2 separate regions of the Homo sapiens genome follow, and region 2 is linked to region 1. The links are chromatin contacts, found by Hi-C or POLR2A ChIA-PET in ENCODE. All regions are on one chromosome and are shown on one strand. Each heading gives the region's core, a stretch centred on a gene start or an enhancer-like site at or near the end of the contact. The rest is flanking DNA. Distances are from core to core; before and after follow the strand shown. Region 1 overlaps SEMA3A (semaphorin 3A). Region 2 holds the start of SEMA3A (semaphorin 3A).

Region 1 (6,110 bases), core at 534-3,033:
TTTTAACTAAGCAATTTTCTTTCTTTAAAAAACAAGAATATTATTTAATATTGATAATTTTAAAGTCATAATGATGTTGACACTGGTATCTATATTTATTTATTGAAATTAATAAATATTATCAAATATGTAAAATATTCCAGATACTACACTGTAGAAAATTGTGTAGGTTGGCCGGGCGTGGTGGCTCACGCCTGTAATCCTAGCACTTTGAGAGGCCGAGGCAGGTGGATCTCTTGAGGCCAGGGGTTCAAGACCAGCCTAGCCAACATGGTGAAATTCCATCTCTGCTAAAAATACAAAAATTAGCTGGGCGTGGTGGCTCATGCTTGTAATCCCAACTACTCAGGAGGCTGAGGCCAGAGAATCACTTGAACCCGGGAGACAGAGTTTGCAGTGAGCTGAGATCACGAGATCATGCCATTGCACTGTAGCCTGGGGAACAGAGTGAGACTCCAACTCAAAATGAAAGAAAGAAGGAAAGAAAGAGAAAGAAAGAAAGAAAGAAAAAGAAAGAAAGAAAGAAGGAAGGAAGGAAGGAAGGAAGGAAGGAAGGAAAGAAAGAAAGAAAGAAAGAAAGAAAGAAAGAAAGAAAGAAAGAAAAGAAAAGAAAGAAAAGAAAGAAGGAAGGAAGGAAAGAACGAAGGAAAGAGAAAAAGAAAGAAAAGAAAGAAAGAAAGAAAAAGAAAAAGAAAGGAAGGAAGGAAGGAAGAGAGAGAGAGAAAGAGGAGGGAAGGAAGGAAGAAAGGAAGAAAGGAAGGAAGGAAGGAAATTGTGTAGGTTAATATAAAGAATATTCTTTTACACAAAATATTTTATATTTCACATCTAACATAAAGAGTAAATGCCAAACTAAAATAGCACACACCTTATCAGGGCATGCTGGGTTAAGAATGTGGGTGGAGATTTAGAATGATAAATATTTACTGTCACAACCAGAAGCTATTCAGCCGAGTGCTTTACTAGGTTATCTACATTTGATCACAGTATTCCTTTGAGGTAAAACAATATAATTAAACTTCAGTCTAACACTGTGGATAATCCAAAGTGGTTTCTAAAAATTCAGTCAGGGTTAGAGAAAACTGTTTTAATTTGGCTCCAATTTTTAGAGACTATCTTCATGCTTTTCTCAAGATGAATATCCAGAAACTTAATGATGTATTAATAACCGTGAGTGAAGAGTTTAAATAGAGCCAGTTTGATGATAATGTTCTTTTTCTAACCTGCAAAGCACAGAATTCTGAGATGCTTTATTTAGAATCTAAATCAGTAAGTTATGAACAAATGAAATTCCATAATATTAAAATGTTATATTTTTTCCTAACAGATATGCAGGTTGTATTTTTATATAAGTCTACACACTACACTAAATTCTGAATTCTAGGCAGAGTACCCTAAGAATACTCTATCAGTATCAGAGTATCAGAATACTCTTGAGTATTAATGAATTAATGTTATACATGTGCCAAATGAATACGTGCTGTTCACATATATTTTTTAAAAGGCATTTTTTTAAATGCTCCCTCTAAATCTTCTCAACCTTTGAAATACCTGATTGTTAAGCAGGTTGTGTCATCTCCTGCCAATTGAAATCTTGATGGAGGAAGATACAAAGCAATTTTTTTACCCAAATAAAATTTACCATTATCCTCAGAGAGCTTTAATTTGAAACTCAAACAGTGGAGCATAGTTTTCTTGTAGTGCCACTTTCAGTGATTATCTTTTGAATGTCCGTGTGTACATACGAATGCCTTTGTTTCTACTTGTCTCCTTTGCACTCTCACTTTAAAACTCCCACTTCCTTCCTGTGCGGGGAAGAAAACTGCCGCTGAACATCACAACACTTTTCATATTTATTGCTTCCTGTGTGTCAGTTTCCAGGAATAAAATGTAAACTTTAACATAAACATGCTACTTTTTTTCAATGTGATAAATGAGTGAAAAGATCTCCACAAAATTTTTGTGTCATACCTAATTCAGAATATCGAAGTTTGCAGACAAAGAATTTCTATTCTATTTTAAGCAAAGGGCATGAAATAAAAGTTAACAGATACTATTATCTAGCAAATTCCAGTATTAGCCAGATTGGTTTTACCAAAATAGATCTTGAGGTATATTTCTTATTTCCTCCTTCCCTCCATGCCTCCTTCTTCCCTCCTTTAATTGTGGATGTGCATAACCTCCAACTATTTCTTTGCTAACTTACTACATAAGGACTGTAACAGAAAATAACTTTTACTTGCACTTCTGTGTAAATGTTATTATGAAGATTCATTTAAATTTATTTTCTGTTAGGTCATATGTATACAAGGGATAAGACAATTGTGTAATACCAACCAAAAAAAAATCAAATGTGTTAAAATTACAGGATAATATTTGTTAATCAATATAGATTATTCCTGACATATATTTGATATATGTCAAATATAGAAAATGACTCGTATTGAAATATGGAGATACTACGTTTTATTTTTGAGAGACTCCTTTGGTGTTATTTAAGAATTCAAACTGGCTGGGGACATTTATTTCATGTTCTAATTCTAATTTGCACCATGTAACTTTTTGCACAAGATAAACACAAAAATAACTAACACTTGAGAGATGAACAAATGGTCTTCAACAGTTCAGAGTGTTTATGTGATGTGACTCCTACATGCAGATATATATCCTACTTCAGACAAAGTCTCTAAGTACCATTACAGCACTTACCACAATATGTGTATTTATTTACTCATCTGACTTTTTGCTGTGTTGCCATGAGAACATACATAATGGTAGACTACAATACAAGTCAGTGGAACTTGTTCTGAAGAAGTAATGCATGAATTGAGATCAGAAGGATGAGATGGATTTATTAAAGCAAATATCCAAGAGAAGATCTATCAACGCAACAAAAGCAATAAATGCAATGTCCTAGGAGAAGAGAGATGAGGAATGAAAAGGAACTGAAAGAACAAGACATACAATGTAGTATATATATACATTATAAAATACTATGCAGCCATAAAAAGGAATGAGGTCATGTTCTTTGCAGGGACATGACTGGAGCTGAAAGCCATAATCCTCAGCAAACTAACACAGGAACAGAAAACCAGACACTGCATGTTCTCATTTATAAGTGGGAGTTGAACAATGAGAATACATGGACGCAGGGAGGGGAACAACACCCATTTGTGCCTCTGGGGAGTTGGAAGGAGAGCATCAGGAAAAATAGCGAAGGCATGCTGGGCTTAATACTTAGGTGATAAGTGCAGCAAACCACCATGGCACATGTTTACCATGTAACAAACCTGCACATGCATCCTAGAACTTAAAAAAAAAAAAAAAGAAAGGATGCCAAGGTGGGAGGCACCAGGAACCAAAGGCCAATTTCTACAATTGCTAGGAAAAAAGGTAGGCAAAGGAATGTCTGTACACAAAGGCTACCAGGCTACCATTTGCCTTTTTTGAAGTTTGTTCTGGCTTTGATGTGGAAGTCTGACTGGATAGGGTAAGTCAGGCCAGAGAGGGGAGAGGTGGAGAGAGTGGGATGTCAATTAAGATTGTTATTTCACGAAAAGGAACCATATGCCTTGGTGACGTTTACACTTCTGGTCTGCTGCCCAGGAGAAAAGTCCACTTAGTTCATTACATACAGGCACCATCTTTGAGGCAAACGTCCTTCTTTCTATATTTTTAAATTACTTTCTCCCTACATCTAAGATCTTAAGTTTTTGCCTTTTTTTTTTTCCCATGTTATACTTGCACTGATCTTAAACAGGCTCTGCTTTCCTGAACTTAAAGTACGTATATTTTCAATAGCGTTCTTTTTATGTTATTATTTTAAAGAAATTAAGGCCAATTCAAGGTTAAGGCTCCGCTGGCATTATTATATCTACTTGTATTCTAGAGCATTCATATGCATATAACGATGGGTGTTCTTATGAAAGAATGTCACATATGTGCATGTCATCTGCTAGATATAAGATTGGGAACTGCAGCTATGGCATTCAAAATCTTAGAAAATACTATGTTACGTGATAGTGGAATCTATGTTTCTAACATCATAATATGACACCGATTCTAAAATAAAAAAAACCCACCACCGCTAACAACTAAAACACACTTTGCAACACAAAAACTCACAAACCTGAAAGTACATCAAATTTATTAATTGCCCGTTGAAATATTTTTGCTTTGAGTATTTGCTGTAGTTGAGAGATGGACAATGCCCAGGTAAATACATCTGTATATAGAACTGATCCACTTCAAAGCAATCACCTTTCCCACAGCAGACATTTGTTTCCTTAAGTGGAAAACTGATAGAAGTCTACATTTACAGATATATATCCAAGCAGTCTAACATTAATTATATTGTTTATATAACACCTTCATAGTTTTGTCTAAGATATTGTCACCCACCATGAGTAAACATACACACTTACACACACACACACACAAAATATATACTGTATATAGGTAATTTATTTATAATTTATATAAATAAATATACTGTGGATCTCTCTATATATTGCATTATATATATTGCATATTATATATTGTATATATATTGCACATATCTCTCTATATATTGCTATATATAGCATTATATGTATAAAATGCAATTATATATTACATTATATATAAATATATGTTTATATATTATTATATACCATTATTATGTAGCATATATATGGCATTATATGTATATAATGCATTTATATATGGCATTATATATATTATATATATTTTATATTTTTTATATACATATATATATATATATATATATATATATATTCCCATTGAAAACATTTGTAGGAAACTCCCTTCTGGATTTTCACCTACTTTAAACATAAATATAACTGAATTTATTTCAATATTTTTTTCTATGTCAGACTTTATCTCTTTGGACTAGTAAGGTCTGAGGCTATAAATAACTTGGCTTATGCATTTTATCTTTTTTTTTTCATGCCCTATGTCTTATGTCAACTAGTCTCCATTCTGTTCACTAAACCTTTATTCTAACAGATGTTGCTTTTTTTTTTCCTTTCCTCTTTCATGTTATCCAGGGGAGATCAAAGCATTTAGTCATTCTTGTCCACTGAATGCAGAGGTGTGAGTGTGAAATTTTGCATGATTCCTGTGTTCAGGTTGCTTCTCTAATGTTTCCAATTACTTTATTTGATAATATTTGATATGTGTTGACTGCTTCAACTGATAGAAATCATCTTAAATCCAACTACTTTTATGAGAATAAAAGTTCCTAAAGTATTGAAACAATATTCAAATTTTGTCTACTTTGATGAGGCAGTTGATTCATTTTCAATAAGTAATACTATTTTTATAAAAGATATCATAAACATTTCCCCTGAAATTACATAATATAGTTTATAATCAGACAATTTATGCATGAAGAGGTCAAAGCCAACTATATTTTAACAATAATTATTGAATGTTACTAATAAGCATTCAATTTAATTTTTGAATACAAAACGTTATAAACATCTTGAGGTACATGGAAAATTGTGGCTTTCATTCCCTTTTAAACATTTGGCAGTGAGAGTGAAGGCAATGTAACATAATGGAAAAGACTCTGAATTAGCTGTCAAGAGAATTGAGCTTAACTTCAGCTCTTACCACTAAGTAGCCAAGAGATTTAAAGATACTTTTTAACTAATTCGAGTTTAAATTTTCTATATTATAAAGTGAAGGATAGGAACTAGAGAAGCTGTACAGTAACTGAAAGCTATAGTATTTTATAAACTTATTTTTTAGCAAGAATTTTATGGAAATTTTGGCCACAGCTTTTCTTTGGACATGTGTTTTTCTCAAAGTAAAATACCATATATTGTTGAGCTTTGTGTTCAGTATAGCATTAAGCATAAGTAGTTATGAGTATACAAAAATTTCCAAATGAATTTTTTTGCACTAAAATATTCCAGATGAAAATTATTTTCTTGGAAGCATTAGTTGAAAATAACTTCATTTTTGTCTTAGGATATTATTAAATTTTTTAGACTTCTCTAAATACAAGGTGGAAAAGTGAATAGGATGAAATTTTTTGTCATTTATGTGTCAAACACATCATTTCATCTTGTCTTTTCATTTCACCTCAAGTTGATTTTAATTCA
Region 2 (5,616 bases), core at 2,718-5,217, 100 kb after region 1:
TAGATTGCTGAGGTTATTTTCACAATTATAAAATGAAGTTATTTTCTGAATTATAAAATCATAAAATGAAGTTATATTTCCTATGTATTGAAATATATGGTATATGTATACCTATGTGTACACATAAATGTATTGGTATATACACACACACACACACACACACAAATACTGCTCTGGTGAAAGTAAAGAAAATCTTAAAGGAAAGACAAGAAGTTTAATTAGAAAATCATTCATATTAATTAATTTTTGAACTAATTGTAATTTATTGAACAAAAGGTAAAGAACTTTTGCAAATTTTACCTCAGAAATTTTAACTAAATAAAATGATCTTCTCTTGTCACACATATACATATGAGAATTTTTATTTAATTGATAACCTCATTCTTATAATAATACCTTGACTCTGAAAAAAAAAAAAAACAACTTTAGAAAATAGAAAAAAGAAAGCTTTCAGAAGGCCTACCACTTTTTAAAGTGCTATTTACTAAGTCCTTCCTATGAAGTTAAGGTTAAAATCATTGATTTAACCTTTGGATTCACAGGATCACCATCACATTGAGACTTGCATGTGTCTTTGATTTCTACCAAAACTGAAGCACATAGTGTCCTGGAATAGCCCCTTACATTGGATGATGGAATATTTGTCATTTGTTTAAAACCCAAACCCTAATTATTTTCTTGTGATTCATGCAGGTTTTTCTGAAGACTTCATTGTATCACATATCCCAAATGGAAGATTATATGATTTTCCTGTATTTCATGAGAAAAGTGAAATTTGACTAGTTTTGTAGAAGAAATAAACATTTATGCATGGACCACTTTTTAAAAGAAGGATTTTACCATTTAGCTATATTACATATATTTAAAGAAGACAAAAGTATTTCTGAGTAAATGTTTCTTAAGGATAATTTCTATGTAACTGCTGAGATTTACAGAGTTCTCACATTTTCTTCCCCCATAAGGATTCTAAATCAAATTGGTTCAGAGGAAAAGCCAGCATACCCCATTTTTCTAATATTATCACTTCTCCAGATGGTCCTGAACACATCTATTCAATTCCTTTTTCCTAGAAAGTAAAGAGGTATCTTATTAGATATGTACACCCGCTACAAAGGCCACTTTCCTGTTTTTACTTCTTTTTAACATGTCAAGTCTCTTTCATCTCCTACCAGGCAAAAATGATAAGTAGAAAGTAAGCACAGTGATTGCCAGAAACTTCATCTTGGCAACCTGAGCAATGAGAGAGTTAATGGTGGATCTTTGAAAACAAGTGACCATGGGAAATTAAGGTTGGCAGGGATTTAACTCTTCATGAATCATGCTGGAATATTTTTAAGGGCAATGCAGTGGATGTTTTAACTGTGTTTGACATCTAATTAAGGAGAAACAAGAAGTAGCTTTAAAAAAATCTCTATTGTACTTTAGAAACAAAGTACTGGCAATTGGCTACCACATACTTGCTTTGGCCAAACAAACGTACATGTAGAGACAAAAAGGTAATGACAGATTAATAAAATAACAGAAAAAAATTTCCTCAGGCCATTCCTTTTATTCTTCTTCCTGTTGTTCATTTCACAGTTTATTTTACCAAATTATTAAGCTCTAGGTGTATCAATGGGATTGTTATGTAGCTGTAAAGCAGTTTTTTACTTAAAGGAAAGCAGAATAATTCTAATGGATGCCATCACTAAAACAAGGCTTATAAAGACAATATCAAATATATACACCTTGCTAATATATACTGCTTGCTTCATCAGATAGGTTTAAGGCATATGTGTACAACAAAGGATATTCAAATTAAATGTAATATTTTTAATGTACAGAAAGAACAAGTGCCTCCTCTATCATGGAGAGTAACCTATTATCATGGAAATAAAATTCTTGCAAAATAAAAAAGTTTAATTCCCTATTTTTATTTTATTTTAAAATGAATTTAGCACTTAGATATATTCAAGCCTAGCAGATTTTTAAAATATATATCATGATTTTAAACTTGTTAAACTAAAAGTATTACAAATAGCCAGTCACATCTTTGAGAACTAAAGTTGCATGTAAAACTTATAGGGAACATAAACTTGGATAAAGTGGACCATCAACTTAGACTTATTTGATGTCACCTTGTCAAGGAGTGAAAACAGAAAGCAAAACTGATAAAAACACAGACACCATAATATCATATACTATGGAAATAATTTAAAGACAGTTACTAAATTAATTAAATAACGCTACATGATTTTTTAAAACTTACATAAGTACAATTGCACTTCTGTTTGTTGATGTTTAAGTCTCTATTCCCAACTTGATACTCAGGAAAACATTACACCAAAAAGTAAATAGATATTCTAATTCAATGCATTTCATTTAACGAGCACTAAGTCCAAAGAAACACATTACTAGGTGTTTAATTTTCTAATTCAAAGTGTGAAAATTACATCTCTCTTCTGATTTGAGATCCTCATTCACACTAGGGCATTCAGAAAAAGATGTTCCCCATCATATGAGAATTAAAGAATATGTTTTGTGGCATAAGAGCAAGGTACAGTAGACAGACATCTCTACAAATACCTTCAATAATTTTTATTTTAACTTATAGGCTAAAAAATAAGCTTAATTAGAGCTTCTCACTGCTCCACCCCCAATTTTAGAAATCTGAGAATCATAAGAAATCAACACCTTAGGGAGTAAAACTACTTGAGTTAAAACAGTTTAATCTTCAACTCCATTTTAATAATACCTGAGTTATAGAAAGATTTACTGCCACTAAATGTATGTATATCATTTTGGGCTCTACTTTAGCATTACTTTACACATCATCTATCTATAAGACCTATCTAAGCAAATGTGGAACAAACATAAAAAATCCTCAATAAAAATAAGCACATACATTAAATTGTAACCAAATAAAGCACTAGTGATAAAGCTCTTTTTTCTCTCTTTAATTTATACTTTTCAAAAGAGAAGTTTACACAACTACCTATGCAAGCAGACAGTAATGTGTCTGCAGTTCTCACTGAAGTACATATAGAATTAAATAACATAATATTTCAAAGACTTTAGCTTTACACAATTAGCCAAATACAGTCTTTTGTACAATCATAAGGCACTGTGGAAAAACTAGTCTGTTCCATCCAGTTTATGTTCTCTTGGCAAACCATGATCTACTGCTTATGTTAAGCATCTGATTGTCAGATTTGAACAAACTGAATATTCATGATGACGATTAACCATTTCATGTCTAAAACTAAGAAAATGCAATTCATCATAGTAATTATAGGTAAGGCATGCACATCTACAAAGAGACCATTTTTGCATTTCTATTTTTAAGAAAATATTTTAATAGAATTAAAGTCGGAAAAATTAACAGGCATAAGATAGGATAATAAGATATACAGATCAGCGTGTACCAGGCATACAGCTCTTTTCAGCAAATGTGATTAAATGTTCTTTGTTTGCATTTAAGTTGTCATATATCAAACAGAAGACATGCTTTTTACAAAAAGCGTTTAAAGCATCTCAGAAAGATACACATAATCACGTCGGTTTACCAGGTTAAACTAAAGGTTTGATGATTTGGGGTTGGGAGGGAGTTCAAGGAATTAAGGGGGGGGGCGGTTATTACAAAGCTAACCAAATAAAAGAAAAATAAGATTTACCTTTGTAGGATAATTTCAGCCTTGGCACATTGTTCTTCCCATTCTGATAGTTTGCTCTTGCTGTAAGTAATACTCCCCAGAAAAGACAGACAATCCTAGTTAACCAGCCCATGCTGCAGACGCTGTAGGTCCCTTTGCTGCTTTAGTCTTCCTTCCTGTATTGTGCGGCCAGAGAAGTTCAAACAATCTGGAAACTGGAGGTAACAGGTGATTTAGGTCAGTTTCATTCATAAATGCAGACAATCAAGACCTCATGGCAACACTAACACCTCTTCTTCTGTAACAGTCACTGAAGCACAGAAACTTCAAACCCTCCAAAAAGAAAAAAAAAAAAAAAAATTCCGAGCCAGGCACCGGATAATGAGGCACAACTGTTGTGTGGAAAGAAAAAAAAAAAAAATTAACAAGGTCTGCTGCAGTGGTGCTTAAGAAGCAGTTCCTTTTATCTAAGCTCCTCTGATAGCCGGTGGCAGTCTCTAATCCTGCTCCCTGCTTCATTCGGCTCCGGGGAAGCAGAATGAAAGGGAAACAGAGAGAGAGAGAGAGAGAAAGAGAGAGAGAGAGAGAGAGAGAGAGAGAAACCGTGAGCAGCGCGGACTTTTCCTGTACGCATGTAGAGGGAGATGACACAAGATCCCACAGACAGGTTTCCCCAACACTCACTAGACTGGCTGACAATGGGAGAACAGGCGAGCTCAACCTACTCCCCTTCCCTCCTGTCACACAACACATGCAAAAAACATCTCGTAGAGATTAGAGCCGGGAGCAGAACCCTCAGGCGTGCCTGTGAAAGGCATGTAGCTATAAATTTACTTCCCAAGGCAAGCGTTGTTTTATAGCCATTTTTGGGTGCAATTTTGATTTTAAAAATCTGAATTCTGCTACCTACAAAATTTACAATTCATGCTCATTATACAATCCTGCTGAACTTGTGCATTGTATGTGTGCGTGTGTGTGTGTGTGTGTGTGTGTGTGTCTATATATCCTCATCAATACAACTTTAACCACTGAAGGTTTTAAAGCCTTGTTAGAGATCATTCCCTCCTCCCAACAAACCCCCTGGGCTCAACCACCCCCTTCCTCTGTCCCACTGCAATTTCAGGGAAGAAATTCCTACTAAAGCCCATTCCAACAATCAGTTCAAGACAAATATAGGTCCTTTGAGAATTATAAATTACAACGGGGGATTCTCAAAAGGATACTCAGAATTTAAAAACGTCTATGGTTTTCCAGCTTCTGGAATGCTCTGGCTAACATTTTCAATGCATCACATCTCATTAATTAAAGACACTTCCCTAGTTTTGGTTTAAAGGGCAGCGGAAGATGACAAAGTTCACAAAAGTCCCTGCTGAGTGTCAAGGAGTAACATGAAAAGAATATCTCTGTGTCTTCATGAGCTGCTGAAGGGTTACTAAATTTTCTGTGGGACGTATAGGCATGTATTCAGGCAGTCATATGAACACCATTAGTTCCTTCTGAAACAAGTAGTTGGCTGTGGCCTCTCAATTTTCTCTCTTATTTTTCATTCAGTTTTCCTCAAAGCTGATATTTTTACAAGAATCTTTAGGGGATGTATAAAAAAGTTAACAGGACAGAACTTTCTCTCCTTTATTCCCCAAATGATTCTGCCCTACCCCCTCCTACCACCACTCCCCACCCCCCACCTCCAGAACAGCACTTGGAATCCAGAGACTCAACTTCAATAGTAGGGAAACTTCTTGGCTGAAGGGAGAGAGTGAGTCTCACAATTAAAAACATAAACACCTACTGAAAGTGGCTTAGTATTCTTAAGAAAATGATCTAAGCATTGTCACTACAGCTTTCATTACTTAATGTCCACAGACCAATAGAGAAAGCACAGCGCTCGCTCGCTCTGCTTTCTCTCTCTCTCTCTCTCTCTCTCTCTCTGTCTCTCCCTCTCTGCCGTTGGATGTGTGGCTTGTGTGAATGTAGGTGGAGAAGG

Evidence for each region. A loop is a pair of places that touch in the nucleus more often than their neighbours do. ChIA-PET counts read pairs that join two places held with the same protein, here RNA polymerase II (POLR2A). Pooled maps may share reads with other maps.
Region 2: a map of heart left ventricle shows a loop between it and region 1 (2.7-fold over the local background). The contact joins the promoter of SEMA3A here to the enhancer-like site in region 1. A Hi-C loop is called at or near these places in 4 of 168 maps with a recorded cell type or tissue (IMR-90, heart left ventricle and naive thymus-derived CD4-positive, alpha-beta T cell), 1 of 37 single-sample maps with no recorded cell type and 7 of 50 pooled maps. POLR2A ChIA-PET finds 5 or more read pairs at or near these places in 2 of 52 experiments (GM12878 and activated T-cell).

The regions. Positions count from the first base shown.
Region 1 is chr7:84,090,613-84,096,722 of GRCh38, forward strand. All of the region lies in intron 4 of SEMA3A (semaphorin 3A), which reads right to left. Among named protein-coding and RNA genes, the nearest start is that of SEMA3A, 100 kb to the right of the region's middle. RefSeq lists an enhancer at 555-1,055. Within about 2 kb of position 1,784, at least 3 of the 41 ENCODE cell types and tissues checked have a DNase peak (open chromatin) inside an H3K27ac peak, as active enhancers do.
Region 2 is chr7:84,190,822-84,196,437 of GRCh38, forward strand. SEMA3A (semaphorin 3A) reads right to left here and starts at 3,968. Exons shown (of 17, transcript NM_006080.3): 1 at 3,654-3,968. The coding sequence starts at 3,765. RefSeq lists an enhancer at 4,082-4,889.